Linked DNA regions of Mus musculus: all the other regions are linked to region 1. Evidence: chromatin loops called from intact Hi-C (ENCODE). Cell type or tissue: heart. All regions are shown on one strand. Region 1 holds the start of Ascl5 (achaete-scute family bHLH transcription factor 5). Region 2 holds the start of Mroh3 (maestro heat-like repeat family member 3). Region 3 overlaps Kif14 (kinesin family member 14). Region 4 has its middle 11 kb from the start of Kif14.

The links. Peaks named below come from ENCODE experiments on the same cell type or tissue, not always from the same donor. Only the 100,000 strongest peaks of a DNase experiment are listed, where the experiment ranks them.
Region 2: a loop joins it to region 1, with 4 times the contacts of the local background. A loop is called at or near these places in 7 of 42 quality-filtered maps.
Region 3: it touches region 1 in a loop (3-fold over the local background); 6 of 42 quality-filtered maps call a loop at or near these places.
Region 4: a loop joins it to region 1, with 5 times the contacts of the local background. A loop is called at or near these places in 14 of 42 quality-filtered maps.

Annotation. Positions count from the first base shown.
Region 1 is chr1:136,047,413-136,055,412 of GRCm38, forward strand. It overlaps Ascl5 (achaete-scute family bHLH transcription factor 5), which reads left to right and starts at 3,392. Exons shown (of 1, transcript NM_001270609.1): 1 at 3,392-3,958. The coding sequence starts at 3,392. The coding sequence ends at 3,958. It overlaps Cacna1s (calcium channel, voltage-dependent, L type, alpha 1S subunit), which reads left to right and starts at 5,399. Exons shown (of 44, transcript NM_001081023.2): 1 at 5,399-5,640; 2 at 7,167-7,272. The coding sequence starts at 5,489. In heart, CTCF peaks have their summits at 201 and 4,247 (motif pointing right); a DNase peak (open chromatin) is centred at 4,229; H3K4me3 peaks cover 888 bases; H3K27ac peaks cover 1,204 bases; H3K27me3 peaks cover 5,985 bases.
Region 2 is chr1:136,208,459-136,216,458 of GRCm38, forward strand. It overlaps Mroh3 (maestro heat-like repeat family member 3), which reads right to left and starts at 4,362. Exons shown (of 23, transcript NM_001329610.2): 1 at 4,147-4,362; 2 at 2,831-2,945; 3 at 387-451; 4 at 1-77. The coding sequence starts at 2,918. It overlaps Inava (innate immunity activator), which reads right to left. Exons shown (of 10, transcript NM_028872.3): 9 at 7,298-7,982; 10 at 5,064-5,960. The coding sequence ends at 5,868. In heart, a CTCF peak has its summit at 4,558 (motif pointing left); no DNase peak of the experiment used is centred here.
Region 3 is chr1:136,518,133-136,526,132 of GRCm38, forward strand. Kif14 (kinesin family member 14) reads left to right here. Exons shown (of 29, transcript NM_001287179.2): 25 at 1,497-1,652; 26 at 3,058-3,177; 27 at 7,650-7,724. It also overlaps the pseudogene Gm29485. Among named protein-coding and RNA genes, the nearest start is that of Kif14, 54 kb to the left of the region's middle. In heart, a CTCF peak has its summit at 3,389 (motif pointing left); a DNase peak (open chromatin) is centred at 7,009.
Region 4 is chr1:136,452,938-136,460,937 of GRCm38, forward strand. It overlaps a transcript of Ddx59 not described here. Among named protein-coding and RNA genes, the nearest start is that of Kif14, 11 kb to the right of the region's middle. In heart, no CTCF peak of the experiment used is centred here; no DNase peak of the experiment used is centred here; H3K27me3 peaks cover 797 bases.

The sequences.
Region 1 (8,000 bases):
ATGCACTCCATGCACAACAAAACACAGGTAATTGCACATATATGTGCAATGAAAGTTTATGTGATGTGTATATTTAACAAACTCAAGGTAAACATAGTGGAGTGACAGAAATCCACTCAGCTTCTTCCTGGCTGGTCCTGGGACCTTCAGTCTCCAAGACAACACAGGGTCAGGGCCTTCAAAAATACTTGCAATTTTTCTCCTCACCACACTATGGCGCTGTGGACAGCCATTTCTACCAGGGAGCCCAAGGGCAGGTTCTCTGATCCTCATAGATTTACAAGTTGGGAAAGGGACCACTGCTTCTGTTTATTTGTTTGTTTGTTTGATTGGTTGTTGGTGGTGGTGGTGGTGTGGGTGTGTGCTTCTAAACTCGGACAAAGGATTTTCTCATCATGGTTTCAGGGGTGAGATCATAATGTTTAGCTCCAAAAGGAACTCCATGCCCCACCACTAACAAGACACCTTTCCCGGGGTGACCAGGGTGACCTCTGTCGGCATACCCTAAATGCGCGATAACTTTAATCTGCAGTGGGGTCTCCCTCCAGCAGGAGCTCAGATTTATTAAGCTCCACTGCCTGGACATTCAAGCCTTTCTGATCCCCTGATCAGGTGGCACAGTCACCAAGAGAACTGCCACAGAAGAGGAGGAAGTTGGGCAGGATTGATTAGCATTTATTAGGTCACGATTCCTCACCACAAGGTCTAGGACAAGTGACTTAACCTTAATGTGTCTGTGTTTTCTCGCCTGCAAAACTAGATAATATTAACTACCTCGCAAGAGTGGTGTGAGAGCTTGAGAAGGTTTAGAGAACATCACTTAGAACACATCATGACGGATAACAGCTAAAATTATCATTATTTCACGGCAAGTCTGCGGACTGGAGTGGGCTTCTGTTTGAGTCACCTTTCTGAATAGTTACATACCAAAAAAAAAAAAAACCCCAAAAAACAAAAAAAAATGCTAATGCATGCACTATTTATTTTAAAAATAAGTTCTCATGTTGAATCAATCATGAGAAATTGTGTTCCTAAAATTGTCATTAATACAAATAAACTTCTGCCCTCTGTCAGATCAAATATAAGCAATCAAGTCTCTATTTCAAAAAGTTAAAGACACAGAACAATCCTGGCAAGTATCTTGAACAATCTTTATGTGCCCAGCATGGTGTGAGGGACTTTAGCTTTAAAAGAAAAAGCTTTAGCCCTGCCCACTGGGATTCACGTCCTGAGTAAATTCTCAGATACTCAACCTGGACAGCACAGGCTGGGGCCTGGGAGCCCCACCAGGAGAGCTAGAATCTTGCCAAAGCTGACTCTTATTATATGTCAAAACTACCATTGGTGGGAGGCTCTAGAGGTCAGCTACAAAGAGCGGGAAGATAAGAATTTTAGTCCTGATGATTCATACGTCAGCTTCCACCTTCTAGCAAGTGTGAGACTCTGAGACTTTGGATCCTTGTTGGTTTGTTGCGGGAGGGTATAGAGGACACTCAAAAATCTGAGGTTGCCACCGGCTTCTCAGGCAGGGAGAGGACTGGCTCTTTTCTGCCAGATAGACAAGGCTGAACCACAGCCAAGACCTCGGGATGCCCCCACTCTCTCAATGCAGGTCGACTACTCACCCATCAGTAAACTCTGAGCATCGTCCTCAAAGAGTAGAACGAAGAACAGAGCTACGAGCACTCCAAGGACACTTACGAACACTGTGAACACACACGGGGACAGGGAGCAGGGCCAGAGAGGCAGGGCATAGTGCTCAAATCTGATATGCACAGCTGATGAGCTCTGGCAGCACTTAAACTCAACACAGACCAATTATTTCCTAAATAACAGTTTTCTAAAACCAGGGAATGGCTACGTGTAATTATGCCCCACCCTGGCAAACCCAGTTTTTGGCCTAATCCTCTTTCTTGGTTATTCAGACAGGATTTATGAAGCATCTATTACATACTAGGGACATGGCTCAGCTTGGCCAGGTACAGAGTGAGTTCCAGGACAGTGAAGGTTACACAGAGAAATCCTGTCTCCAAAAGCCAAAGGGGAAAGAAAAAGATAGAAAAAAGAAAAGAAAAGAAAAGAAAAAAAGAAGACACCTTGTAAGGTGCCATAGAGGAGAAAGCCAAGAGGGTTTGAGACCCATATGTCCTCCTGGACCCATGTGACCTGGGACAGGGAAGGGGAAGGTGACAACAGTCTGCGGGGCAGGAAGCTTTGAAATAGCTAACCCCCAGGGCTTTGTAATCAGGGTTATCTTTCATTCACCAGAGAGGGGCTTGGGCTAACTTGAGATAGTTGCTCCAACTCCTCCTGCTAGTTCGATTAGCTCCGTTAAACAATGGTATTACAGTTAAATGTGTCTCTGTATGGATATGTGCAGGTGGACACAGTGCTCTTGGAAGCAAAGGGACTCTGATCCTCTATAGTGAGTGTTACAGGCAGTTGTGAGCTCCTGGCTGCTGGAAACCCAGTCCTCTGTAAAAAGCAGTACCTGCTTTTAATCACAAAGCCATCTCTCTAAACCCCCTGTCCCAGTAGACTGTCTCAAGTTTTAGTTGTCAGGCCCTGGAAGGTAGCCTTGAGGAGATGATCTGAATTCTCAGAGGAAATGATATTAATGGCTGCCGTTATCTGCCAGGCCAAGTACCGGGTGCTTTGGAATGTGTTTGTACTCTTTTGGTTCTCATCTTAGGAACTATAAAGGATGTTTTCTGTCTCTCCAAATATGGAATTCTGACTCTAAGATGTATGTCACTTGACTATTGAGGAGTGAACCCTAGATTTGAGCTCAGACCAACAGTTCTCCAAATCCCCGCCCTCTTTCCTCTTGATTGTTTCTGGAGATAGGAGTACCACAAAGGCCTTTCCTTAGTGATATGTTCACTTTTCTCTACTTTTAGCAAAGTTCTGGGAACTCTTCTGCTGAGCTGACGGGCTCTCCGCCTCTGCCCACATCCCCCGCAGATCCGGGATCCTGCAAAAAGATCCAGTGAGGAACAAGAATTGGGCGCTGGGGGAATCTGGTCATGGAGGCTCGCAGCTAGAGCCAGGGGCAGTGCTGGCGGCCTTGGACTGCAGGAAGAGGCAAGACTCTCAGTCCAGGAGGACCAGGCAGGGAAGAGGGAGAAAGTGCTCAGATTGCTCAACACATGTCACCGCAGGCGCGACCACAGCAGATACCTGCTGTGCCTCTGCTAGCTGCTGCACTTGTCCAGAGCTATGACTCACATTAAGGAGTCCAAGCCAACCCAAAAAGGCAAAATGAAGCCTTAGCAACTCGCAGCACCCCAGAGTGCTAGCAATGTGACTTGTCCCCTTTGTCAGGACCACACAGAGCCCGTGCAGAGGCCTTTCAGAGGGCCTCACTCTGGGTCCAGCTCCACGAGGCACAATGAACAGTAACTTCTGCCGAGCTCTGGTGGACCGTGGGCCCCCGGGGGGCATGCAGCTAGGTGTCGTGGCCCCTGCTGGACAGACGCCGCTGGCAGCCACCGAACCCTTGAGCAACGTACCCTTTCTATTGTACCCCGGCCACTCCGAGCCGCCTTACTACGACGCCTACACTGGGGTGTTCCCCTACGTGCCCTTTCCCGGCGCCTTCGGGGTTTACGACTACCCGTTCGAGCCTGCCTTCATCCAGAAGCGCAACGAGCGAGAGCGGCAGCGCGTCAAGTGCGTGAATGAGGGCTACGCGCGCCTCCGCGGCCACCTCCCCGGCGCCCTGACTGAGAAGCGGCTCAGCAAGGTGGAGACACTGCGCGCCGCCATCCGCTACATCAAGTACCTGCAGGAGCTGTTGAGCGCCACCCCCGACGGCGCGCCACCTCCCGCCACCTCCCCGCCGCCCGCCCACACGGGCCACAGCAACGTGCCGCAGCCCTCTTCCTTGGTGGCCGAGTCCAGTGGATCCCCCTTTTCCTCGTCGCCTTTTTTGGAGTCGGAGGAACCCAGCCTTTGATCTGGCCAGAGGCCTGGACTTGCCCCTCTAGGGAACAGCTTTGGGGGCTTCTGGGTCATCTGTGCGGGACAAAGAACAGTGGTGTTCGAGGTCTGTGATCCCACCTCCACCCACTTGAGCCAGATGTGAGGGCCTGGGGTAGAGATGGCGAGATACGGATCCCAGGAGCTGATGTCTGCGGTGAGGAGCAGAGCCCTGGACAGCTCCTGGACCAGCCTCAGCGAAGCTCTGCTGTCCACCACACCAAGTCCCCTGGAAGTCAGCCACACTTTCTGTTATGCCTGAACCTTCCACAAGATGGCCTCAAATACTAGCGAGGAGCTTGATGGCCTCTAAAGAGCAGGAATTCTGAGGGAGGGACGAGGGAAGTGAAGACAGGCAGCTGCTTGCATTCAGCACCCTGGAGCTGACAGACTTAGGGGAAGTGTGTGTGTGTGTGTGTGTGTGTGTGTGTGTGTGTGTGTGTGTGAGAGAGAGAGAGAGAGAGAGAGAGAGAGAGAGAGAGAGAGAGAGAGAGAGAGAGAGAGGGAGGGAGAGGTCGCTGGTGCCCATTGGCTTCCTTGACAGCGAGTGATCACCTCCCCTCTCCCACCCTTCAGTCTCTTCTGGACTTAACGCCTCCCCCACCCCAAGACTTGTAAGCTTCTAGGGTCCACTGACATTGTGTTTACATCAAGGACTAAATAAAAAGGGATTGTTGAATTTTGTGATTCCTGAATTATTGTCTATGCCCACCCTCCACCTTGCAATGTTTGCTAGCTGGTGCAGTCACCTAACATTTCCAGAGAGATTAGTGTGTATGCTGAGACTGAATATGGGAGAGGCCAGGGTTCTAGGGAGAAAGCACACAGACATTGTCTAGTGAGGGATTGGAGGACCAGGGGCCCTGTGAGAGCAGTGCACATTCAAGGTTGCCTGGAGCCTTTCCCTCTGGTAGGAGAGGGGCTCCATATTTGCCAGAAGAAGGCATTGGGGGCGGCAAGTGTGAGAGGGTCCTGGGCAGATCCTGACAGACACTGAGACTGGTGTGAGTGGAGCTATGCTGAGCTAGGCCACCACCCAACACATTCTCTGGACAGAGCCACGGAGTTGGGGTGGGGAGAAACTTAATCTCCATCTAAGGAACCTGTTTGGAGTTTGTGGCTCTACTCCACGGGTTCCTCTCCCTGACCCTCATTGCCCCAGCTGTGAAGCCTTCCTGTCTCCCACTGCCCCTACCCCGTCTCAAGCCTGGATATAATAAGTCACCCCTTTACACCCAGCCCTTGCCTCCTCGGGGGCAGATGGGGATGTCACCGGCTGGACTGGAAGGAATGACAGCTGCCTGGCCGCAGGAGCCTGGGCTGGGCAGCAGGGGCTAATTTTACTCGCTGGGAGCAGAGAGAGTAATCCTCCCGCCCCCACGCCCGACCCGTCTGCCTGCCTCAGCAGGATAGGCTCAGTCAGGTCCAGTCCCCAAGGTGGGGGCACTGGGGACACAGGGAGGAGAGGGCAGTGGGCTGGGGGAAGAGAGGGGTGTCAGGGAAAGCCATGGAGCCGCCCTCACCCCAGGACGAGGGCCTGAGGAAGAAGCAGCCGAAGAAACCTGTTCCTGAGATTCTGCCGAGGCCCCCGCGGGCCTTGTTCTGCCTGACTCTACAGAACCCCCTGAGGAAGGCCTGCATCAGCATCGTGGAATGGAAGTATCCTTTCTAGCACCTGAGCGAGATGGAGCAGGGAGTGGGTGGGAGGCAGAGGTGGAAGGTACGGGGTGGTCACAAAGCTTGGACTTTTAGCATCAGGGTGACCCAGGCTCTTGGGAAAGGGGTGAACCTACACCTAGACCAGCAAAAGGAACCTTTGCGAAAGCAGGAAGGGAGGTCTCCGCCACAATGGAAAGGGGCTTCTCGGAGCCTGAGGACAACTCTCGGGTCATAGGGGAGAGCCACTGAGCTATTGAGCATCTTGTGGAGGGCCTGTGTTCTTAGGAGTCTTTCTAAGTGTGTTCAGGTCTCTGTCATCATGGGGGTACCACCCAAGATTTTGAATAAGATGAAGGACGGAGCAGCTCCTGAGGAAATCCTCCACAGAGGGAGAGTGGAAAACGATTGACAGTCCAGGGACAACTTCCACTGGCTAGAGTCCCAGTTACAAATGGAACTGGAGAAGTGGATTCGAGGGGAGGCCTGCTCTTATTGGCTCCTGGATGCTGGCGAGCAAACTTGGATGTTTTAGCTCAGAAGTAGTACCCTGGGGGACAGGGACCTCAATCTCTCTCTAGGTTTGTTCTGGAAATAACAATGATAATATCTGGGCTATTTGGGGGGAGTAAGGAGGGGCTGCAGAGAGGAGGCCCGTGTTGAGTGGGTTCTGAGAGAGTCAGGAATATTTGAAATATTTTTGACGTGCTCTGGAGGAATGGGATTCCATCAGCTGTTCCTTGGGAAAATGGAGAATGAGGAGTAGCTGGAAGGATACGGGAGCCATGGAGAGACAGCGGGTCTGGAGTCGAGTCTGATCCGCATTGCTACACTCTGCCAGGCCACATCACGTCCAGCCCCCTTCCTCCTTGCCCTCTCTGGTGAGAGCAGCTTCCCCTGGCAGGGCATCCCTTTTCTTGAGCCCACTCTCTTACAGATCTATTCTGTGCTACTCCCCCCCTCATCCCCCATCTCTCTTCAAAAGCTGAAGCTTCTGGGATGAAAACAGGATTTTATCCAAATCTGTCTACATAGCGTGCCTTTCGCTCCCCACCCCGCCTATGCACCAAGGACTCTGCCTGGCTTTCCCTCCTCACATTTGCTTTCTAAATGACCAGCCAGTCAGGAAGGGTGGCACCCAGAGTGCCCTCATGAATTAGCTGCTGGAGGGGGGGAGTATGGGGGGGAGGTGTCCTGGGAGTGCAAGCCTGCACACATGAGTGTGTACACATAGTTCTGGGGCGTACGGGGGGAGGGTGTCCTGGGAGTGCAAGCCTGCACACATGAGTGTGTACACATAGTTCTGAAAATCTGGTTTTCCTCCCATTTCCCCCTCTCCCGATCCTACTCAGCCTGAACATAATCAAACTCCAACCCTACCCCCGAGCCACTTTGGGGTACAAGCCCCCCGCCACATGACTCTCTCTTAGCATTATAGTGACTATTCAGACTGGCCTTTAGGAATTTCATGCCCTCAACCCCACAGATCCCACAGATGGCTCCAGGGCTCTCCTTAACCCTGGTTGCAGACCCTTCGAGACCATCATCTTGCTCACCATCTTTGCCAACTGTGTGGCCCTGGCAGTGTACCTGCCCATGCCAGAGGATGACAACAACACTCTGAACCTCGGCCTGGTAAGCAAGCCTTCCCACCCTTCCTCTCAAGCTCTGCAGCTCCAGCCTGGGAGTCACTTGGTTTCTGTGGGAGATGCTGCTACCGTGGCTCCCTCACAGCGTAGACTGGCGTCCTCACTGCTGAGCTACTGAGTGGCCCCGAAGCTTCCCAGACTAAACGTGTTCAGCCCAATTCCATGATAGCTGTCAGACAATATTCACAGTGCCAAGCACCCAACAGGTGCAAACTCATGGCGCTTTCCCAAGAACTCTCAGAAGTGGTACCAAGACAGATGTGGAAGGCTGGGCCTCAGCAAGGTGAACCAGGGGTGCTGAGCATGAACCTCCTTCCCTGGATAGACTCCAGAAGGTTGCCTACACTGAGCTGCTAGGGGCATATGATATAGAAATCTGTAGAAAGGGCATTACAGGGCTACAGTGCCACTCTCTGCTGCCCCTTCACCAGCAACACAGCAAATTCTGCAGTGAGTGGTTTTCATCTTTGAATCATTGAATCTTTACAGTGATCTCTATGGTATAATATTAGTCTAAAAAATAGATAATAAATGAGATAGATAGATGAATAGATAGATGGATGGATAGATATAGGTAGATAGATAGATAGATAGATAGATAGATAAAAATAAAACAAAACCCTGGAATCTAGGTACATCATGCAGGGTAGCACCCATATAAGCTTCCAACAGGGCCTCATACCCTGGTCTTCCTGTCCAGGCCTCATACCCTGG
Region 2 (8,000 bases), 160 kb after region 1:
TTGCCATTGGCCTGGTCACGCACAACGCTGCTCAATGTTGACACAGCATTCAGGAAACTGAGCTTGTCTAATTGGGACTGGGACAGAAGACAAAGCCAGTCTCAGGGCAGGACCTGGGACCTGCACCCCACACTTTGTCCAATCCCAACTCAAGCAGACTGTGCTACACATCTCTGGTGTCTAGGGTCTTTGTAGCCTTCTGGGACAGTAGGGCTGAGAGTCTACAAGGGAGATCCTTTAGGCAGGAGGGTGACTGCCACCCTGTCTGTGGCCAGTGAGAAGGTGACATTCAGGCGGCTTCGGGGCTAGGGCTAAGGGAAGCATCGACCTTCAGATTTTCCTACTCTGCTCCTTAGTTCCCAAAGAGTCTCAAAGCATTTCCTTACCATCTGTCCTGGTTCCATAAAATCCAGAATGAGCTGATAGGCTTCTTTCTCTGACTGGCACAATCCTGAAAGGGGATTTGGAGGTATCAGCTGGCTTTATCAGGTGGGAAGGGACAGCAGCTCTTCCCCTCCTCCTTCACTGAGAGGTGTGGCATGGGAATTTGTAGCACTTCTTATGTAAGCATGGAGGCCAACATGGAAAGCATCCAGGCATGGACTTAAGAGACACTCTGCATCAGACATGGCCACTGATACAAGAATGACTGAGAAGAGAAAGGACTTCGAGCCACTCTCAGTGTCCCACAGATTTCTGGGACTGTCCAACACTGACTTTGAGATTCTTGATTGTGAATGGACTTTGAGTCTCAAGTCAGCCTTGGGAGCCTTTCTTGTCAACTAAGGGGAGATGCATATAGCCTTAAGGGCCTGCTGCAATGAGAAGTAAAGACAGAGGCTGGGAGGGAAGGCTAGGGAAAAAGCCTGATTATGCCAAGTTGAGTCCTGAAGGGATAAGACAAATGAATGAGAGCTATAGCAATAGGGCGGGTGTGGGGGGTAATGGGCCTGAGTGCAGGCTTCTGTTGTCCCTACAGACAAAAGGTTCTAGGCAGGGTTTGAAGCCAAAGTGCAGCCCTTCCATTCACTAACCCCATGGTCTGCTGCAAATGAAACTCTTGACTCAGGTTCATCAACTGTGCAATGGCAAAGATAGACCTCCATGTGGTGATGCTCAATGAACTAATAAAGGCAGATGGGTCCTTAGTAAATTAAAATACACCCCCATCCCCAGGCCCAGTGCAGTAGTGCACATCTTTAATCCTAGCATTTGGAAGGCAGAGACAAGAGAACCAGGAGTTCAGGGTTACCCTTAGCTAATAGTGAGTCCAAGGCCAGTCTGGATTCTATAAGAAGAGCTTGTCTTTTTAAAAAGGAGGGGATTAGTTAAGAGACTGAAACAATAACCAGGAGAGACAAATGGTAGCTTTCCTGGAGGGAGGTGATAGCAGGAGGTAGTCATATCTGATATCTATGTTGATGATCAGTAGAAATAGATGATAGAGAAGATGTGAGCCTAAAAGCTACAAAGAAGTCAAGATTGTTTTAGGGTTAGGAGTGTAGCTCAGTGGTAGAGCACTTGCCTAACATGCTGAAGGCTCCAGGTTTGAGAATCTGGTACAAGTACTAAACAAAAATTAATTAGGCATAGTGGCACACACCTGTAATCCAAGCACTTGGAAGATAGAGGTAGAAGGAAGGGTCTTGGAGTCGAGGCCACCCTGAGCTATATAGTTGAGTTCTGAACCTGCCTGAGCTACATACTGAAATCATACATCAAAAAGTAAAATTAGATACAAAAGAAAAAAAATCAAATAGGTGTTGTAGCACACCCTCTCAATTCTAGTATTGTGAGGCTGCGGCAGAGAATAAGGGTAATTGTGAGGCCAGCTTGATCTACAAAGTGAACTCTGAGCCAGCCAGTGCCATAGTGCTACATAGCAAGACTCTGCCTCAAGAAAAAAGAAATTAAATTTTTGGTCTGAGAGACTAGAAGTCTTGGGTTGTCGTTTGTTGACCTGAGGGTATCTGAAGAGGGTAACAAAGCCAGGGTTCATTTGGGCCATGGGCCATGTTGATTCTGAGATGTCTACCTGGCATTAGAGTGCAGATATAAATAGGCTTTGGGTTGGGACGTGGTGGCACATTCTTGTAATCCTAACCAGGAGGTTGAGGCAGGAGAATCACAAGCTTGAGTAATTTAGCCAGACTCTGTCTAGAAGAGGAGGAGGAAGAGGAAGAGGGAAGAGGAGGAAGAGAAGGAGGAAGAGGAAGAGGAAATGAAAGAGGAGGAGGAGGGAGAGGGAAGGAGGCAAAGGCCAACAGAATAACACAGCAGGTTATCCAGCTGGCCAAGAAGTCTGACAGTCTAAGCTTAATGTTCTAGACCCATGTGGTGGAGAGACCCATCTCCTGGAAGTTGTTCTTTGACCTCCACACATATGCCATGGCATGCATGCACATTGTACATGTGTATGCACACACATGGTAAAGAAATAAAGTGAAATTAAATTTTAAAGGATTAGGGCTATAAGAACTTGGAATTTGGACACCTCTAGTCTAAAAATCAAGTGTTGGTTAAGAGGTTATTGGCCTGTAGGTAGTATGGAAAGATCTTTCCATACTACCTACAGGCTTTAAACATCTAGGGCTCCACTGAACGTCTAGTTGCCTCTAGGTGAGCTTTCAATATCTCAGACCATATCAACGCCCAGCTAAGCTCCAGGCCTCTGAGGGAGATGAGCCTGCAGAAGGAGCAGGCCTTAGAGAGTAGTTATGAAAGGGATAGCCCTTAGAGTGACATCTCTAGCAAGGGCCAGGGAGCCATTATCACTTCCAAACTGCCTCAGTAAGATTAGTGATACCCAGGCCTACAGAAAACTGCTTACCTGATAAACTTGGCTCTAACAAGACATCGTACATCGATGACCGAAATGTTACTCTGTTCAGATTTCTCTCCTCGGAGTGTAGATTCATTTGCCCACCCAGGACAGGATCCAACAGCTTGTAATGAGACCAGCAGTCAGGCCTGATGAGAGTCTGGTCTTCTTAGTGATGCAGGTTTAGTATAGGGGAAGGCTGCAGGAGGCAGCCTGACCATTTACAAGGACAGGGTTGGAGATAGCAGAACACTTGTTCAGCATGTCCTGAGGCTCTGCATTTATCCATGGCATGAGGGCAGAATAAGAAGAGAAAAGAAAAGAAAAGAAAAGAAAAGAAAAGAAAAGAAAAGAAGAAAAGAAAAGAAAAGAAGAGGGGAGGGGAGGGGAGGGGAGGGGAGGGGAGGGGAGGGGGGAAAGGGGAGGGGGAAGAAAAGAAGAGAAGAGAAGAGAAGAGAAGAGAAGAGAAAAAACAAACAAACAAACAAAACAGAACCACAAGAACTGACTGGACAGTGCCCATGCTAGGTCCTGTTTGCTAGTTTCCCATTTTATCTCCTGTTTCTGGGGAAAGTGCACAACCCCCCTTGAAGAACCCTGACTCCTTATGGGTCATGCAGGCACCAGCCAAGGATCTCCTGTGGCAATCTCAGACTCAAGCTGGCTCCCAGGGAAGTTTCTATCTGTGGTTCTGATGTCTTAAGGTCAGGTTCTGAAGCTGTTCTTAGCAGAGGGTTCTTTCCCATTCTCTAGGATGTCCCTTCTGCCATCCAGGAGGGGAGGCTAAGGACTCTAACGTGCCTGCAACTCCCAGACATGGATGCTCAGGTGTAGAGCTAGCCTATGGACTGAAACTGAAAGGAGTTATGCCCAACCAGTTCCTCACACTGGCACATTTCAAGGCTGGCTGCTTACAAGAACTTAGCTATCCCCCATTTTTTCTTAACAGCCTCCCATATCTATATATCTATAGCTATATAGATATATAGATACTTCAACCTCTTTGCCACCTAGAAAGATTATTACAACAGAACCCTCTGATCAAGCTTTACCTGGAATTGGGGGTGGGAACTGGAGAGATGGCTCAACGGTTAAAAGTGCTCACGGTAACTCCAGTTCCAGGGAAGCTGATGCCCTCATCTAGCCAAAGTGGGCACTGCACACACATGGTACGCCCATATACATTTAAAAAAAAAAACCCTAAAATGTATTTTTCTGGGCCTAACAGATGACAGATGGCTAAAACACAAAACCAAATACCTGCCTGACAAGTGTGAAACCCTGGGTTCCATCCCCAACACAGGAAAAATAAAGTTCAAACTTACCACAAAATAAGTTACATCCAAAATCAAGTCCTTACTGGCCACAGTTAATAGCTACATTGATGTTCAGGTCTGAGATAAGGATGCCCACAGCTTCTCTAGAGGCCCTGGAACTCTCTTCCCTTCCCACCCAACCCCTAGCATGGAACAACCCCCAGCCTAATAAAGCCAGGTCCTTGAAAGCCAGATTCCTACAGTCTCTAGGGCTGGCCACCAAGTGCAGCACTGGCGTCACCCCTGCATAGCCATCTGCCTGGCCCTTTGTGACCTACCTCTTCCTTGACTGTGGAGAGGGACAGGCAAAACAGAGACCCCTTTCTCTGCCTGACACAGAGCTGCTACCTCAGACTCAGGCCACAAGCTCTCCAGAAACTGTAGCCATAGCAGGCGCTCTGCTCTCAAGTCCTGAGCACCCCCTACAGGGCAGCAGAAAAAGTTGCAGCCTCCCTCCAACACCCCTCTCCTCCTACTACCCCTCCCTCTCCACCTTTTGCAAAAACACAGAAGGGGTCTTATGGAGAGCCCCTCCTTACCCAAGGAACGCCTGTTTTTCCAGCCACAAGAACAATTTCAAATAAGCCTCAAACCACTGAGCCTGGGCCATCTGAAGCCAGAGAAAAAGGGATCACAAAGCGCTGAAGTGCCTTCCAAGGTTACTCCATGGAGCTGCCATGAGGGTGCTGAAAATGGAATCTGGGCTTTCCAGATTTTAACAGTTGAGCTAAAAGTTCAGGCTCTGGAGACCTTGAGGAGCTTTGCTGGATTCCCTGTGCTCAGAGAAGCAGCTTGAGTTTCTGTCTGTCACTCTGCTTGCTCCCTAGAGTCATGACCAAACCAGGCAGCCATCTCAAGGAGCCCACTCTGTGCTTGGTCAAAACAAACAAACAAACAAAAAAAACAACTCAGCACACACACAGAATCCTTCATCCTCAGCTGGGCCAATCAGATTTTATTGAAGTATTTGGCACAAGGTTGCCCTGTAACGGAGGGCACCGCCACGGTGCAACCACACGAGATAGCTGTTAGGTAAGACCAATAAGTTAATTAATGTGAAGGATGCTCAGGTGTGGGGAGGCACTAGCACTCAGAAGTCTCTCAGCTCTGTGGCTCAGGATCTAAGGCACTTAGGGATCCAGAGAATACACTGGGTTGGGGGGGGGGCATCTATGCACTGGGGAAGGGGCTCAGAAGCCATACAATATGGCAAGTGGAGGTTGGGACTACTGTAGGGTATGGGAAGAACACCATGACAGAAATGCCTGTGCCCTGAAGGGGAGAGGAGAGTTCTGCCCAGCATCTGGGAAACAAGGGAAGAGTCCCTGTTGAGGGAGTCCCACATCCGGCCTCCAGCCTTAAGAAGCAACAGGTATCTCAGAAAGAGGGCCCAGAGCATATGGGACGTCTCAAGGGGCCCTCTATGCCACTTGTCCTACATAAGGAGACAAATGCTGTCGATTAGTCCAGCTCGACATTAGTCCAAAAGGCCAGACTCTGGGGGATAAAGCATAATCATGTTATTAAAGAATAAGACAAATCACAGATATAAATCCTCAGGTCAGGACTTCTGGGAAACACATGTAAAAAAACCGAAAGGTCTCAGCTCTGCATCATCGGCCTGCGATGAGGGGAGGGGAGATGAAAGAAGCACTTAAGGGTGAGGGGGTCCTCGACCCCAGCTCCAATAGAAAAGTCTTTTCCCGCACGAGGCAAGGCGTTCAGAAGAGTTACACTTGGCTGATAATCTCTCCGTTCTCAGGCACAAAGACTTGCACTGGGGCCCCGTCCGTCGACCTCCGGAGTACGTACACGGGGGGCACCTGTCACAGGCAGGGAGAGAGGAGAGGCGGATGAGCAAACTGGGTAGAAAGGTCAGTGCAGCAAGCTCAGCCACATCGTTCTCTTTGCTTAAAGGCACAGACCATCATCGATAGTGAAGCCCTGGTGCTCTGCTCCTGCCCTCCCCAGGAATGATGCCCCCCAGGTACCACCCCTGATCCAGGTCCTTTGGGGTATGACGGTCACCCTGACCTTCTTCTCCACCTTTCCCGGGCTCATGTCTCATCACCGTCCCTGTCTGACAGGTTGGGATGAGCCAAGCCTAGACCAAAGGCAGGTCTAAGCTCGCAGGAAGGGATAGGCACGTCAGCTAGAGGGTGTATAGCCTGGGACTGGGCCAGGGCGCTGCCCAGCCAGAGATGGCAGCTGCAACAGCCCAAAGATCAGGGGTGGGGGTGGGGAATGATGCAGCTGGGCTGCTGGGAATCTGGGGTCTCAAAGAAGCAGCTTGTTGGTAACTTCTAGAGTCTGTCCCCTGCATAGCCTTCTGAATCCGGATGAGAGAATAAAGAAAGGATTCATGCCGGCTAGCCTCAATTCCAGGATGAAGAAATGGGGCTTACAGAAACCAAGGCTGCACCCCTACCCGAAGTCAGAGTGCTCAGAATCCTTCTTACTTCCGATACAACCTAGCACGCACACACACACACACACACACACACACACACACACAGACACACACACACACACACACACAGACACCACCCTCTGGGAGCCCCCGTGATAGAGCTATTGCTGATCTAGGACTCTCATATATTGCTTTAACCATTTCAGCCTCTGATCCAACCCATGAATGAGAGAGGTCATTTACTACGCCCATCTTTTAGAGGGGGAAACAAAAGCCTAAGCGTTAAGTAACCTACAGGACCATAGAGTTAGAATCAGAACCTGGTAGTCTCTAGCTGTCAACTGTGAGACCATCTCCTTCCCAGCCTGGCGACAGTGAGTTATTTTCTATAAACCCATTTTCCAGATTCTCCCTTTGCCCCTGGGCCCTAGAGTCAGTAAATTCCAAGGGTTAATTTGGGTTGCAATTCGGTTCTGAGGAAGTTTATCTGGTTTGTGGATCATCCGTGAAGCCATTAGGGGGAATCTCTGAGCTATCTGTGAGGACAATCTCTACCAGGGCACATTGGTATGCACTCTTGCGCTAGACACTAAACACAGTAGGCACAATTAAGAGGCACCCCCAGGGAAGGCAGAAGTGCCTTCCAAAGCCAAGAGGAAATATTCTCCTCTTTTGGCCTAATTTTCCTAACTGGTGATTACTCGGCCAGTAGTTGCTGGTCTAATTTCTTCCCCCCACGGGAAGCTGTACCTGTGTCCTGGGTCCTGAGGCCCGCCCGAAGCTCTCCCTCCCAGGAGGCAGACTCCTAACACGGAACGCCCCTTGGCGGTCGAGCGAGTGGGGGCGGCTGCTCCGGAGACGTGCGCGTTCATGCCACCACTTGAGCTCCTCCGAGACTGCTGCCTTGCTGAGTCCCCGGCCCGCAGGACTGTCCTTTAGTGAGGGTGTGCGCACAATGCGGCTGTGGGAGGGTACCAGTCGCTGGTAACGCAGGGGTGCACCTTCCTCGTCATAGGCAGCACCCACGGCTGCACGACACAGCTCCCACTCGCCCGGCGGCAGGTGGCCCTCGGCCACCATCACATAGCGCCCCGTTGGGAAGTATCCAGCGGGTAGCAGAAGTTTAGAGTAATGAGGGGCCAGCTCTCTGCCACAGGCTGGGCCCCAGGCCCCACGGTGGCGAGGTGGCTCAGGGAGACAGAGGGGCCTCAGAAAGGAGATGTCTGGACTGCTGCTGCCAGGTGAGGTGGGATGGGAGATGCTGGAGACATCAGAGCCACTGTCTTCAGAGCAGGAATGGCAGGCAGGGTGTGGCAGTGGGGGCTTGCCGGGTGTGAAGCAGGAGTCTGGCACTGTCACTGTGTAATGAGTGGGGCGGCGGCGGGGAAAGGCACTGCGACCTCGGCCCTCCGCGCCTGCTCGGAAGGAGTCCACCCTGAAGAGGAAGATGGGA
Region 3 (8,000 bases), 470 kb after region 1:
TTGGATATTTGTTGTTGAATGAATGTGAAATTCACATCAAATGAAGGGTCGCTTTGGATATAGACAACAGGGAAAGAGAAGAATGTAACACGGAGGTGACTACAGGCAGATGTGGGCAAGCTTCAGGTGAAGAAGATCTGACAGCATAGGACCCTGAACATAACATGGACAAACATACATGAACATAACATGGATAAAGCCAGAGTCAGAACTGAGGGTGTGACTTAGGCTCAGCCCTAATAAAGGATATAGCCCGGGATGCTCTGAGGTAGAAATGAAAGAAAAGCAGTTTAAGAGGTTGTGTGTGTGTGTGTGTGTGTGTGTGTAAGAATGTAAGAGAGACAGACAGACGGACACAGAGACAGATAAGGACCAGAACCCACTGTTGGTATTTAAAATCCTGCTAATTCGTGTCCTTAGGCAGGCTGCTTAGCTATTGGGTCTCTTCCCTAGAAAATAAGAACAGTAATGGCCACCTGGCAGGGTTGCTGTGGTCGTCAGATGAAATCATGGTGTGAGAGAGTTGGTCCAGTTGCTGCTGTGAAATGTCTTGCCTTCTCTTCATTTCCTGGGAAGAGCACTTTGAACTTGACTTACAAGCTTCCACACAGCTTGTGGGATGCGTTCTATGAAACGAATGAAGGGTGGAGATGCCAAGTGACTGGGAAGGCACTGCTCTAGCCAGAACACTTTACTAGTGAAGCATGCTTGATCCTTACCTTGTGCTGCTGTAATGAGCAAGTGTCTTCTGAGTGGCAGGCCAAGCCAGGCATTCTAAGGGCTGCAGGGGGCGGGGCCAGAAAGAAGCAGCATTAAAGGGGAGGTCCCTGTGCCTTTGCAACTTGCGCACTGAGTGTAGGGAAGGCTGTTGTTTAAAGTAACTGGGGTGCTTTTCCTTTCTCCTCTTCTCCTTTGCACCCCCTCCCCAAGAACAGTTAAAGTTGAAAGGTCAAAGGTGTACCATTTGTTCGTCTTACTGATGTCTGCGTCTAACCCTGACTCAGGGTTAACTGCACACTTGATTTATGTCTCCTCGGTGTCAAGTCTGAGGGAGGGGGCTGAATCCTGTTCATGTTACAGCTGTCAGCTTCAGGGCTGCCTGCTTTCTGTTTCTCACAGGCACTTCAGTGGTCACTATATTATGAATTTTACTTTTAGATCCATGGGTATTTTGTCTTCATGTGTGCCTATGCATCACATATGTGCCTGCTGCTCTCAGAGATCAGAAGGGGGTGTTGGGTCCTCTGGAACTAGAGTTAGAGATGGCCGTGAGCTACCCTGTGGTGGCTAGGAATCAAACCTCTGTTCTCTGGAAGAACACCCAGTGCCCTTATCTCCTAAACAGCCTCGACTGCCCTGTTATTACTGTTATTTTTAGTGCTGGCACTGAGGGCTTAGGTCCAGCCCCTCCTACCTGCTAACTTCACCCACTGCCCCCTTTCTCTTTGCTTTAAAATCTCATATATGTGCTATATGGACCCATCTTTATTTCACAGGGATGCTGTTCGGATATTTCATCGATGGTTAAAGAGGCTCAAAACAAAGTCATGAAGATTATACAGCAGGCTGTTCAGTGTGTGGGTCAGCTAGCTGTTCTGAAAGGGAGCAAGCTCTGTGTTCTGGAAAACAGCAGCAAAGTCTCCAGTACCCAGGTAATGCACAGCATTAGTGCTGGAAAGCCTGTGAAGGAACGCCAGGGACTTCAGATAATAGCAGCGCTACACAGAATAACAAAATAAGTGCATTTCCTTTTTCAAAATAACCTGTACTTTTAATAGCTTGGCCATCTTAAATTCTTTTGGTCAAAAGTGGATAAGGCTGGGATGTACCTCTGGCAGCTTGCAGAGCAGGCGTGAGTTTGATCTCCATTGCTGTGAGTGCACATTTGTAATCCAGCCTTCGGAGGCAGACAGGAGGATCAGAAGGACAAGATCAGTTTTGGTTGTAAAGCAAACTTGAGACCAACCTAGGCTACATGAATACCGTTCTCAATCACAAGCCAACAAAAGCGGTTAAAATATGATTGGTGATTACAGATCTTTACAGTCCTTTTGGAGCCAGGCATGGTGGGATACATTTCGAGTACATTAAGGAGACAGAGCCAAGTTGATCTTTGTGAGTTCAAGGCCAGGCTGAACTACATAATGAGTTCCAGGACAGAGAAACCTTGTCTCAGAAAACAAACAAAACTCTTACTGGGGCTCAGGGTAGGGTGCTCACCTGTAACCTCAGTACCTAGGGGTTGGGGATCAGGAGATCAAGGACAACTTGTGCGACATAGTGAGACCAATCTCAAAACCTAAAGGGAAAATGTGCTTTTTATCTTTTGATGGCTGCTATAAACTGTGGAACATGGTCTTACCCCATCTATATATGAAATAGTAGTAATTATAGAATATTTATATTTGCCCACTTTGTTTATACTATGAACAATATATATTAAAATGTATTATTTCCTAGCAAATAAAGGCCTGCCTAAAATGACCATTCTTCCCAATGTGACACCTGCGGAGTACTACATTATCATTTTGTTAATTTTATTTCCTAATAGATTTTATAAAGTTAGTTATACTAACTTTAGCTGAATTTAATAAACTGAGGGTGAGTTACAGTTTCATTATCTTATAATTTTGAAGAGTATGTAAAACCAGGCAAGTGATGTGGCTCAGTGGTGAAGGTGCTGGCTGTCAGCCTGATGTCCTCAGTGCTGTTTCTCAGAGACACAGGGTGGAAGGAGAGATCCAAGTGTACAGGCTGTCCTGTGACACCTGTATGTGCGCTCGCTCTGTCTGTCTCTGTCTCTCTGTCTCCATCTTGCTCCTTCTCTTCTCTTCTCTTCTCTTCTCTTCTCTTCTCTTCTCTTCTCTTCTCTTCTCTTCTCTTCTCCTCTCTCTCTCTTTCTCTCTCTCTCTCTCTGAGTCTCCTCTGCCTCTCTGTCTCTTTCTCTCTGTGTCACACACACACACACACACACACACACACACACACACACATTTAATAAAATTTTACCTTGTGAAACCAAGCTCACAGCTAACTGAGAGACATTTTTCCTAACAGGAGTTCATGGCCGCTCTCCAGGATGGTGTAACCTCTGGGATGAAGAGTCTCTTAGACTCTGGGCTGGAGACCGCGCAAGACCTCAGGCAGGACCTCTCCAGGCAGAGTGCACGAGAGGAGGTAAGGGTGAGGAAGGATCTGGTCCTCCCGTTGCACACTTGGTCTTAAAGATGGGTCTTGGGTAAAATACTTTAAAATGTACAAGTAACAGTGCAGCGCGGTGAGTTTATATATCATGTGTTTTAGTTTGTGATGAATTCTTTTTTATTGAAGAGCGGATGGTGCCCTGTCTCTGAAGCTCCACTCCATACGGAGTGTGGCAGCGACACCTACTGTTCACTCCCTGGATGTCTTTTCCTGCCTTTCTGTTAGGTCTTTATTTTCTACCTATAAACTGTAAGCAAGCACCTACTGATCCAGTCATCTTGAACTAAATGTTTCCAGGGGCATTCGCACCAGTGATTTCACATCAAGATACAGAACTAGTGATGATGTCAGTGCCTTCTAAGGGTGCTCTGCCTCTGCAGATGACTAGCCCTGACTCATAAGCCGTGCTAGCTGTAGGCGAGATCTTCCACCCTAATCCCTCCCAACCCTCCAACACTAGATGGGAGAGGAAGGTTAGAAGAGAAGGGGATGTAGACATCTTTAGACTACTTCATGCTGATTAGAGGTGTCGGGTTCCTTGGGGCAAATCCAATCTCCGTCATCGGGATATCTCCAACCAGGAATCCAGCAATATTTATTATGTATACAGTGTTCTGTCTGCATGTGTGGCTGAAAGCCAGAGAGGGTACCAGATCTTACCATAGGTGGTTGTGAGCTACCGTGAAGTTGCTGGGAATTGAACTCAGGACCTCAGGAAGAACAGTCAGTGCTTTTATCCTCCAAGCCATCTCTCCACCCTCCATATGCCTGGTTTTTTAAAGAAACCAAAATTCTCACTACAGCTAGGAATGAGGGCTGGAGAGACTGTAGCAAGCGTTCTTGCAGAGGACCCAGGCTCAGTTCCCAACACCACACGGTGGCTCACAGCAGTCTGGCTGTAATTCCAGTATCAGGGGGTCTCATATCCTGTTCTGCCCTCTGATAGTAGCAGCCACATATGTGGTACACATATATATGTACAGGCAAAATCCCCATACATATAACACTTTAAATTTTTTAAATAAAAATAAATACTAGGAACAGTGACTGGCAGCTGCTGAATTGCTCGTCTTGCTTGAACGTGCTGCACTGTGTGAATGTGTCGCCTCCTTGCTTGCATATCTTTGTTCATCCGTTTTAAAAGAAGAACAAAACCAAAGGAGTCCACACTGTCACTAAATCAAGATCTGTGACTCCTGTGTTATTGCAGTAGACGTGTGGCTGATCAGGTTCTGTGGCAGGACCACTGTGGAGAGGGACGCGCTGGGCTGTTAGGTCATAGTCAAAGCATTGCTGACACCGAGATTGGCTATGTCGGGAGCCCCATTCATCACTAATATCTTTTATCAACTGCGTGAGTTCTGTCTGTAAAACTTCTGCTGGCAGTAAGTTCAGAGTGTGGAATCAGACAGTGATGAACGGTGGCCAGTGGCAGAGAGAAGTGCTCATGCTACTGTTAAAGCAGGGGTGCGTGTTAGCTTTGTCTCACACACACACCACATACACACACACACACCACATATACACACATACCACATACACACACACCACATATATACACGTGCCACATACACACACCACACAAATGCCACATACAAACACATGCCACACACACACATGCCACATACATACACAAATCACACATATACACACACACCACATATACCACACATACCACATACACACACACATGCCGCATACACACATACACCACACACACACACCCCATACATACACACACCACATACATACCCCCCCACACACACCTTATATACACACCACATATACCACACACACACACACACACACACCCCACATATACCATACACACCACATATACCACACACACACTCTCCACATAAATAAAAGGAACTAAAAGGATTCTTCACATAGACTCTTTCTCCTTCCTTTTGTTGTTCTATGGTCTGACATTGTAGTTTGTTACATGGTGGAATTTTATTCATTGTATTCTTTGTCCCTTTTTTCTGTCTGTCTTTCTCTCTCTCTGTGTGTGACTGTGTGCGTGGGGAGAGTGATCAGAGGTCAACCTTGGATGTTGTTCCTCTAGAACTTTCCAACTCAGTTTTTGAGACAGTATCACTCACTGATATCTCAGTTAGTCTAGACTGGCTTGCCTAGAGTCCTCTCTCTTCCCTTCTCCATGCTGAGCATGGTGGGGATTGAACTTAGGTCCTCATGGTTAAGTGGCAAGTGCTTTAGCAACTGAGCCATCTTAGCTGGATTCTTTCTGATTGTATTCTCCCAACTTAAAAGTCGGAAGAGCCTGTGGTAGGAGCTGGAGGAGTGGCTCGGCAGCTGAGGGTATTTACTGCTGTTCCCAGGATTGGGGCTGGAATCTCACTCAACACCCATGTCAGACAGCTCACCATCACCTGTAACCCCAGCTCCAAAGGATCATACATGCACACACACCACACAGCACACCCCATACACCACACACACACATACCATGTACCACACACATACACACAAGCCACACATCATACACACACACACCATACACCACACACATAAAGAATAAATACAGCTCAATGAGGGAAGTGTCCACTCACCCTCTACTCCCAATATCGCCAGCTGCTGAGTGACTATGAACCCCCATTGCTAGGCTACACCCAGGGAACTGGAAATAGCCAGGTGCCTCAGAGTAAATATGCAGAGCTGCTGGCCATCATTGAAGAGTTGGGGAAAGAGGTCAGACTGACGTATGCAGGAAGCAAGAGCGCCATGGAGAGGCTAAAACGAGGCATCATTCATGCCCAGAGCCTGGTTCGGGAGTGCTTGGCTGAAACGGAACGGAATGCCAGGTCCTATTCCCTGGTCGGTCTGAAGGCCCATCTCACTAACCCGTGGAGATGAGAAGCTTTGTGCAAAATGGCAGTCATTTTTCTACCACAGTCATTAAGCTCTGAACCCACACTCAAAAGATTGGGAGGACATTTTGCAGTAACTGACGATGTGCATTTTAAGTAGTTAGGAATGACGCAGCTCTTTTTTCTTTCCAAACATTTGAAAGATGTTTGTGAAGCCACTTCACAGCAAGCTATTGTTTGTCCCCAAATACCAGTGTCCCCTCTAGCCTCCCTTTGGATACACATCACCCCAGTTGCCGTCCTTTCCCTGAGTTCACCTGCCTCCAAGTTGAGTGCAAACCACAGCGCCTTTGCTCAGTAGCTGGCCTGCCTGTGTACAGTGTAGACCCTGCTTCATGGAGCTTCTCTGCCTAAGCGTTTGCATGACTGAGTGCTCGGAAGTCAATCTTTAAAATGCACAGAAGAAAGAGCCATTTACCCAACCTCCCAAGCACCCTGCAGATGTCCATCCTGAGGCTGTAGATCTCAGTTCTGTGTTTACTGTGAGCCCATCACAGCATCTGGAAGAAAACGACTGGAACTATTGCATCTTTGTATTTATTACTTGATGTAATAAAGCTTATTTTCATTAACAAAAAGAATAAATACAATCAGGATTGCATTATAGACTCATAGAGGGCACTGAAATTGTAATTTCAAAGCTGGGTTCATGAAATGAAGAAGTGTACTTTTTCTTCTTTCTGGGAGTCAATCTTACCACACAGATCTTGTTTGCCTGGAACTTGAAGCTTGCAGGAGAGTAGTTCTTGTGCCTCTCACTCCTGAGTGCTGGGATTAGAGGTGAGCCACCGTGGCCTACTTTTCTTCTTACTGTAACTGCAAGTCTGAGCCGACCTAGACAAGAGCTTAGTGAAGAAAGCCAATTAAACACACAGCAGCACCCCCTTGCAGAAGCTTGCCTCCACCTGAGGGGGCAGCAGTGAGCAGAGGCCCAGCCAAGGCTTCACTGTTGATTTAGTTTAAGACTTGCACCACTGTGAGAGCCAGGAGTCCCCATCTGGGTCTGATTGTCAGTGGTAAGGTGGGAAATGCCATGTGCAGCATAGATCACAACTGGGAATCACATAACATTTGTAACTTTCTCAAAGCACCTCATATTTTTTTGATAATTCAAACCCTCGCTTTCTTCTGAGAGAAGTTTCATGCCTATAAATATTTAAATAAAAGGCAAATTTTGAGATAGTTACACATCAGAATATATCCTCTCTTATATTTATATTTTATTATTAGTGTATGTGTGCGTGTGGAGACCTGTGTGTCATGTCACATATGTGGATGTCAGGAGACAGCTTTGTGGAGTCATTCACCAGGGTCAACGTTAGGTCCTCAGGCTTGTGCCGCTGAGCCCAGTTCAGCCGTGCTATATGGAAATCAATGTGTCGTTTATTCTGAAGGAATTCCACTTATATGGTTTGAAGAACCCTCGAGCTGGCTTATGAAACTTTTATCTCTTCTGGATTCTAGACCAGAGCTCCCTGTCTGGTCTCGCAGGGGCCTAAGAATTGTGTTTCCTGGTGATTGCGTGTTTACTGAAATATTTTAACATTTCTCTAGGTCACTAAGCAGATGAAAGCCAGTACTGTGGAGTGGGTCGGGTCTCTGGAAAATGCTGTCGCTGAATGGAGGACGGTAGGAGGAGCTTTGCATTGTTTTTTGTTTGTCACTGCGTTTGGTTCCTTTGTAGATATATTTATTTCCCTTGGCAGCCCCAGCTGGAGACAGCTCTGCTGTGCATGCTCACCGAGCATGCTTGTTTCCTAGTCTTTCTTTGGCAGACTTAATGCACTCGTGTAGTACTAGGTCTATGGTGGCCAGGGGCCTGCTAATGCACCCCCTGTTTCTTAGTTACTAGCCTAGGAGCTGCCAGCTTGTGCCTGACTGTAGTCACTATAGACTAAAGAACAC
Region 4 (8,000 bases), 410 kb after region 1:
GTGTGTGTGTGTGTGCATGTGTGTCTGTGTGTGTATCTATGTCGCATAAGTAGGTGCTCTGGCTTTCCGGGTACTGTGGCATTTCTCCTCAGAACTCTGGACATGTGGGTCAATGCCTGCCGAGCCTCCAGCACCCTCCTCCTCATCTGTGCTCCTCCCTTTTGTGGGGCTACCCACTCCTCTAGACTCCTGTCACTGTCCCATCCTTCTCTGTCCATTTTTGTTCATCAGTTCCGGGACCCACGCCCATCATCCCAGCTGCCTTGGATGAAACGTGGCCTGAGCTCAGTGAGAATGACTGAGGAGCCAATGCATCACGAGCAGTAAGCTATTTTGACAAGTGGTGGAGGTAGGGTTTTAGGATCAAGAAACAGGAAATGTGGATTGCTAAATACTGCTTGTCAGGTAAATGTGCTGTCTCAGTTAATTCTCCAAGTAGCTCTGTGGGCTCGGTGCTCTTATTATCCTCATTCTGTAGATGAAGAAACCGAGGCACAGAGATCCTAGGTTATGCAAGACCAAGCAGCTAGGTTATGCTAGGCTATGCAAGACCAAGTGCTGCAGCAGGAATCCAAACCCAGGAACACCCTTCAGAGTCTCCTTCTTCTTTTTCAGGAGCTTTGTAGATCCTGTTGGCCTTGGACGCTCTGTCTACCTGCTACCGATACTGGAAAGAGTTCCGCTCTTAGCGTCCACTGTGAAGAAGAGAGGCCACCCTCCCAGGTCAGAAGACAGTGCCGGATTCCCTGGAGCTAGAGTTACAGTGGGGATAGCCACCTGACCTGGTGTTGGGAACCAAACTCCAGTCCTCTGGAAACAGAGTATGCCCTTGTGAGCTCAGAGCTGAAAGCCCTCTCTTAGATGCTGAGCTATCTTTCTTTTCAGTGATCTCAGTGTTGGACAGGTAATCATCTCTCCCGTCCTCAGCATCGTTTCTACCCCTCATGCCAACCAGGCTACTCATTACACCCCATCAGTTCCTTATCTGGTCTCCTGTGTGTGTGTATGTGTGTGTGTGTGTGTGTGTGTATTTCTTACAATTTCACATAATTGTCTGCTCAGTTTTCTCAAAGCCAATGCCCATTTATAGCAGGGTAGAAGGCTGGATTTAGGAGACAACCGTCTGACTGTGAAAACTATCTCCCTCCTCAGAACTTTAAGTCACAGAGTAGAAGGCGCCCAGGAAGTGTCCCCGAGAGGGGCCAGCCCAAGCCCCAGCCCCCACCCTCATAGTAGTCCCTCAGAGAAGCAGACCCTGTCCTCTCTGGGCAGGGCTAGCCATCCCATACTAACACCTTTCACACAGCGAGAATGGAGTTCATTGTGTCCTCTGGGAGGAAGCTAAGCTGACAGATGAAGCTCTGATGAAAGTCTCAGTTGCTTTGTTCCTGGAATGGGCCAGATCACTAAAGATTTAAACAGTTTAGGAAAACGAGCGGAGCAGAGGCAAATGAAATTCTGTCTCCCAAAGAGTATGGTCACGCACTAGGGTAGACTCCATAGTACACTTCAATGGTGTTCTAATAAGTAGGATTGCAGAAAATAGTGAGGGAGCCCTAGGGCTAGATGATAATACCTTCAGAGTCTAGCTGCCTCATTTCCGTATGGAATGAGGGAGGCGATGGCTTCCCTGTAAGTGGGTACATCTCATTTAGCACCCCTGTACACTCCCAGACTTGCTACCCAGAAACAGCATTCAGCTGAGGAGAGAGCAAGAAGGGATTGCTCTGGGGCTCAGAAACACAACCTGGTGTGTCCATTGTTTGTTTGGGTGTTTGTTTATCGAGACAAGATCTCACTCTGTAGTGCAGACATGTTTCTAACTCACTGTGTAGCTCAGGGCGACTTCAAATTTCAACTCTTCCTGCCTCTGCCTGTCCAGCTGGCATTAGAGGGACGTGCCCCCGTGCCTGCCCACGATATTCTTCTACATTATCCACCCTCTTCCTGATTGCAGTACAAAAGAAGCCTTCTTTGGCTTGAGGTTCATGAAAACTGACTGCATAGAGGCCCTATCATTCTTTTTACACTTTGTCTTCACTCCTGTACAAGTTTGTCACTTGTCACCAGTGTATGTTTTGGTGTAAGGCTTTTGGATTAATTACAGGGAGAGCCCAAGGAGTTTGAGCTGAGAATATTAGGAAGTGGAGCGTCTCAGACATCCCAGACTGGCTTCAAACCCACTATCCAGCAAAGGAGGAACTTGATCTCATCTCCTCTTGCCCCCAAGTCTCAGGGCCGGGCTTACAGACAGGTGTCACCATGCCTGGTTTGGGCTGGGCCTGGGGTAATTCTGAACTTAACATTAACTTGAGCCAAGCCAGGTATCTGAGGTCTAGATATTGTAGAACTGTGGTGGTCTCTAACGTCCTGCTATTGAAGTAGCTTTAAACCACAGACAGACCTCCACCAGCTAAGGCTAGCAAACGCCTGGATAGAGGGGCAGGAGGAACAAGAGGTATGAGTCAAAGGGACCTGGAATCTGGAATTCTGCCTCCTGCCCTGCCACTGGACTCTGCTTGTCTTATGATTAGCTACATACACTGTGAACCCATGTCCCAAGATCTGGCTTTTATTTCATATGCAACAAGAGAAGGAAGACGGGGAGGAGGGAGAGGAGGAAGAGAAGGAGGAAGAGGAGGAGGAGAAAATTCATGTTGATCATGCATTGAAATGATATTGAGTTAAATTATGTTGTAGAACAACGGATGGCTTTCTTTCTTTTTCTCTTAATACAGATGCTGTGAGCTTGCAGCTCATGTTTTCCTGGACGGCCTTGTTCTACACTTTCAAAGAATGGCAACAGCATGCTCTCCTCTCGTGAACTTGCGGGGGGCAGAGGGGAGGTGGGGGAACTACACCTGGTAAGCCGAATGCTTGCTTCATTTTGAATGCTTGCTTCATTTTCGTTTGTCTGAAACGTGACCCAAACCCCTGAGGCCAGCTGTTGCTCAGTGTGGCAGTCTGAGATCAGTGAGTTCTTGTGACACTTAATAACTCCCAAGAAGCACAGCTGGGAGAGCCAGAAGGCACAGTGAAGACACCGATTCTTTGGCTGGACTATGTGAACTGAGAGAAGCCCACGCAGTTCATCTAAACCTACACCATAGCTTCTGAAGACGCTGTTCACCAGCCCAGACACAAGTGTCATCCCGTATTCATCTTTGTGTGCTGGAGGAAACAGAGAGAGCGGGAGGGCGGAGAGAACACAGAGCTCTCTGTTGCGCCCCACACTGTGCCATGGGGACTTCTTTCTTGTCTGGGTGAGTCAGAGAACTGACTATGGTCTAGATAAATAAATAAATAAATAAATAAATAAATAGACAGACAGACAAATAAATAAACCTCTGTAAATGGGAAAACGCTTATGGGTGGATGCAGAGCTATTCGCCAAGCTGGAAATGTGAAAAAACATCCTGTTTTCCCCTCTGCAAAAGCTGACACGATGCCCAATTCTTGCCATGCAGGTGGCTTCGTGCTTGGCAGCTGTCCTTTTATAACCACTAGTGGGAGGAGAAATTACTGGACAGAATCCCTTTCACGCTGTTTCCTAAATGAGAAAACAGACATGAACATACAATTCAAACCCCATGATTATAAACACAATAAAGTGTGTGTCATTGCACATGCTTTCTGACATTTGAGACAAGGAGTTTTACCAGTAAAGAAATTAGATCACAAACTATTGAAGGGACAGCTGAATGGTTCACACACATTTTATGACCTTACTGAAGTCATTGGAGGTTTCCTTCTGCATCTGTTGGCCAGGAAAGTGACTCAAGGTATGTCCCTTCGTCACTGGAGATAGCAAATGGTGTCACTCCTCATGGTCAGCAGCATCTTCAACAGAACATCTGACGCGGTCCTGGGCATGCTTGAAAGGCATGTGAGGAAGATGTCTGCTGAAAGCTCTCAGCTGGTCCCTAGAAACAGTTGCTCTGGGGTGAGAGGTGGCTCAGCGGGTAAAGACACTTGCAGCCCTGCAAGGTGGTGCTGGCTGGGTTCCCCGGGTTCAAGGACAGATCTGATTCCACAAAGTTGTCCTTTGATCTCCACACACACGTGGAGGCACATGCCCCACCACCATGCACAGAAACGTGCACAAAGAAGAAAAAATTACAAAACAACAACAACAACAACAACAAAACCAAGTGTTCTTCCTACATGAACTCATGGGAAGACTCAGATGTTACCCACTAAGCCTTGGGGCTAACCATACTTACTAACTGGCTGGATGGCGATGGTGGCGCGTGCCTTTAGCCTCAGCACTCAGGAGGTATGAGCAGGTGGGTCCCTGAGTTTGAGGCCAGCCTGGTCTACAGAGCAAGCCCCAAGACAAGCAAGTTGGTCTTGAAAACAAACCATCGGTCAAACAAACAACAACAAAGGGAGGTGTTGGGGCAGGGGAAATGGTGGTTGGGGTGGAATATATAAGAGTAGGATAAATTTTAAAAAATACATATACATCCTTCTGATGATCCCTAAAATAAAATGAGCATGATTCAAAGAGCAAAAGAGCATTCATTCTGTAACACTTACTAATCCCTGAGTTCTTTTGTTTATGTCTTAAACAGGATTACTGCTGAACATAATTGCTTCTTTTAAAATCACTGAGAGTCCTGCTAAATGACTTAGATTGCCTCGCTAAGAAATCACCCCTGAACTCACAAAGGCCTCATTAAACTGGGTGTGGTGGGCTTGTAATTCCAACATCAGGGAAGCTGAGACAGGTGAATTTTGCCACTAGTTCAGACCAGCCTGGACCACAGAATGAGAAAATAAAAACAAAACAAAGCCTTCGTCCACCAGACCAGGTCAAAAAGGATAAGTGTGTTTTGGCAAACAGTTCGAAACAGCCACGCCACTAGAAAACGCATCTAACAGTTTTCAACACATCCTTACGTACATCCTTTGCCACAGGAACCTGAGATCCAGAGTGTCCGTGAAGACATCTGTTCCAGGCAGGGATGAGGAGTACAGAAAATGGCATTTGGTGTCCTCGTTAAGAAGTTTAAGGTAAGAGGGCTGGTGAGATGGCTCAGCGGTTAAGAGCACTGACTGCTCTTCCAGAGGTCCTGAGTTCAAATCCCAGCAACCACACGGTGGCTCACAACCATCTGTAATGAGATCTGATGCCTTCTTCTAGAGCGTCTGATGTCAGCTACAGTGTACTTATGTATAATAAAAAAGAAAGAAAGAAAGAAAGAAAGAAAGAAAGAAAGAAAGAAAGAAAGAAAGAAAGTGAGAGGTTTAAGGTACCAGGTGAGCTATTTGTGTAGCTACTCAGCCTCTTGCATCCGTAGGACAATGTTACCAAATCCACCTCCCTCACTCGGCTGCAGGGTGACTTTTGGCAATGCACCAGGAAGGACTCAATCCTTACTAATATGGTCATGAATCCACACATGGGTTTCTTGGTGAAGGAACTGTAGTAAGAAGGCTCACTGTAGACCGGGCCTCATTCTGCAGCCCAGGCTGGTCAGAACTTGTAGCAATTCCCCCCTGTCTCGGCTTCCCAAATGTTGGCATTGCAAGCGTGTACCGCCGCACCCAGTTTAATGAGGTCTTTGTAAGTTCAGCAGTGATTTCTTAATGAGGCAATCTAAGTCATTTAGCAGGACTCTCAGTGATTTTAAAAGAAGCAATTAGGCAGTAATCCTGTTTAATACTGCTAAGGTCCCACCAGAAGCTGCGGTGGTCTTCGACGCCTTCCCTTTGACCATAGGACTTTAAGAGTGTAACCGGTTATCCAAGGGCACCTTCCGTGACAGACTCAAAAGGATACCTACAAAGCAAGGAAATGCTTCTGGCACTTTAATAATTAAAAAAATGTGCCTGGGCTCAGTGGCCCAGTCCACAATCCCAGCACTCAGGAGGCCGAGGCAGAAAGATCTTGAGTTATGAATCAGCATGGGAAACAGTGAGTTCAAGGCCGGTTTAAGCAGCATAGTGAGACCCTGTTTCAAAAAGGCAAGGCCTGTCGATGTAGCTTTGGGGTAGAGCCCGTGGATGGCATGAGCAACGACTTGGATTTGATCTCCAGCTCTGAAAACAAAACTGTGGAATGGACTCAATTATGACAGATTTTTTTCTTAATAAACCAAGGCAAGCTCCTAAGCGGTTTTGCCACTAGGCTCCATGGTTTCTTTCAGTTTGGCGCCCTCTAGTGGAACTTTTGAAAAATTACTTCCTTTTATTTGGGGGATCTGTGCAGATTATTTGGGATCCGTTTTTTGTTTTTTGGGTTTTTTTTCTTTTTTGTCCACTTGGTTGAGATAGGGTAGGGCTAAATCAGGCTGGCCTTGAACTTTACAGAAATTTCCCGCATCTATTTCCAGAGTTCTGGGATTATGGGGGTGCTCCACCATGCCTGTTTGTCAGCCCAGTTCCTAAAACTTATCTGGTCTGAGCGGAAGTCTTTGCAGAAGTAGGGTGAGTATGTCTGCTACCTGAAAACCAAGAAGCACATTCAGATGTCGTACTCAGAGCACCGTGCCATTTCCAAGTGGCTGAAATAAAATGTAAGTTGAGTGTCAAGGGCAGTTGTATTGGAAGAAATGGGGTAGGGTGGGGTGGGGTGGGGGGGAATCATGGGCCTGCCTAGTTTTATTTACCCTGTAAATAATGGAATTTGTATTAGTTAGATTGGGGAGCATATATATGCATGTGTGTATGTAAAGAAAATGTACATAAGATGCTTTTGAAAATCAGATATGTAGCTGGCTGTGGTGGTGCACAGTTTAATCCCAGCACTTGCGGGGGGGGGGGGGACAGAGACAAGAGGATCTCTGTGAGTTCAAGGCTAGCCTGGTCTACTAAGTGAGTTCAGGACAATCAGGATTAGTTACGTTGGGAAACCCTATCTCAAAAAGAAGAAGGAGAAGAAGGAGAAAGAGAAAGAGGAGGAGGAGGAGGAGAAGGAGAAGGACGAGGAGAAGGAGAAGGAGAAGGAGAAGGAGAAGGAGAAGGAGAAGGAGAAGGAGAAGGAGAAGGAGAAGGAGAAGGAGAAGGAGAAGAAGAAGAAGAAGAAGAAGAAGAAGAAGAAGAAGAAGAAGAAGAAGAAGAAGAAGAAGAAGAAGAAGAAAAGCAGACATGGACAGGGAATAGGTTGTTGAGGACTCGATACAGATCTTCCTGTCATGAGAGATCCCGGTCCCTTCCACCAGTTTTTCAACCCCAGGGTGTGGCCTTTATCAGCCACCGTATCCTCCTATCCAAATGGATGTCTACGTGAGCAATTTAAACTCAATTCTTCTAGGAAAAAAAGAACAACAAACACAAAAAAAACCTTCAAAGCTGTCTTCCTCTTGGAGCCGGAGTCCTCTGCGTAGGAAGCCAGAACCTGAGGGAGATCATTCAGAAACAACAGAGGAAAAGCTCTGAAAGCCGCAGAGGAAATCACAGAGAGATCACCACAGTGGGCAGATTTGACCGGAGCTAGCAGTACAGCTCTGGAGACATTAATGGGGTGCATCTTCAGTTTGGTAGAGCAGAACCCCGACAATGCTGAGGTTCTCACCCCTTTCCCCTCACTGACAGGATCGTGGTGGATCAAAGTTAGCTGTCCCTGATATGACAGAAAATAGAGAAGGTGCCTTAGTGAGGGTTTCACTGCTGTGAAGAGACACCGTGACCAAGGCAACTCCTCTGAAGGAAAACTTTTCATTGGGGCTGGCTGACAGTTCAGAGGTTCAGTCCATTATCATCATGGTGGGAATGGCATGGTGGTACGCAGGCAGACATGGTGCTGGAAGGGTAGCTGAGGGTTTTACAACTGCATTGGCAGGCAGCAGGAAGAGCAGGTGGGACACATTGGGCCTAGCATGGGCATCTGAGACTTCAAAGCCCGCCTCCAGTGACACACTTCCTCCAACACCACCACACCTACTCCAACAAGGCCACAACTCCTGATGGTGCCGCCCCTGTGGGCCTATGGGAACCATTTTCTTTCAAACCACCACAGAAGGCTTTCCAGAAACTTGAAGAGAGCAGTGTCTCGC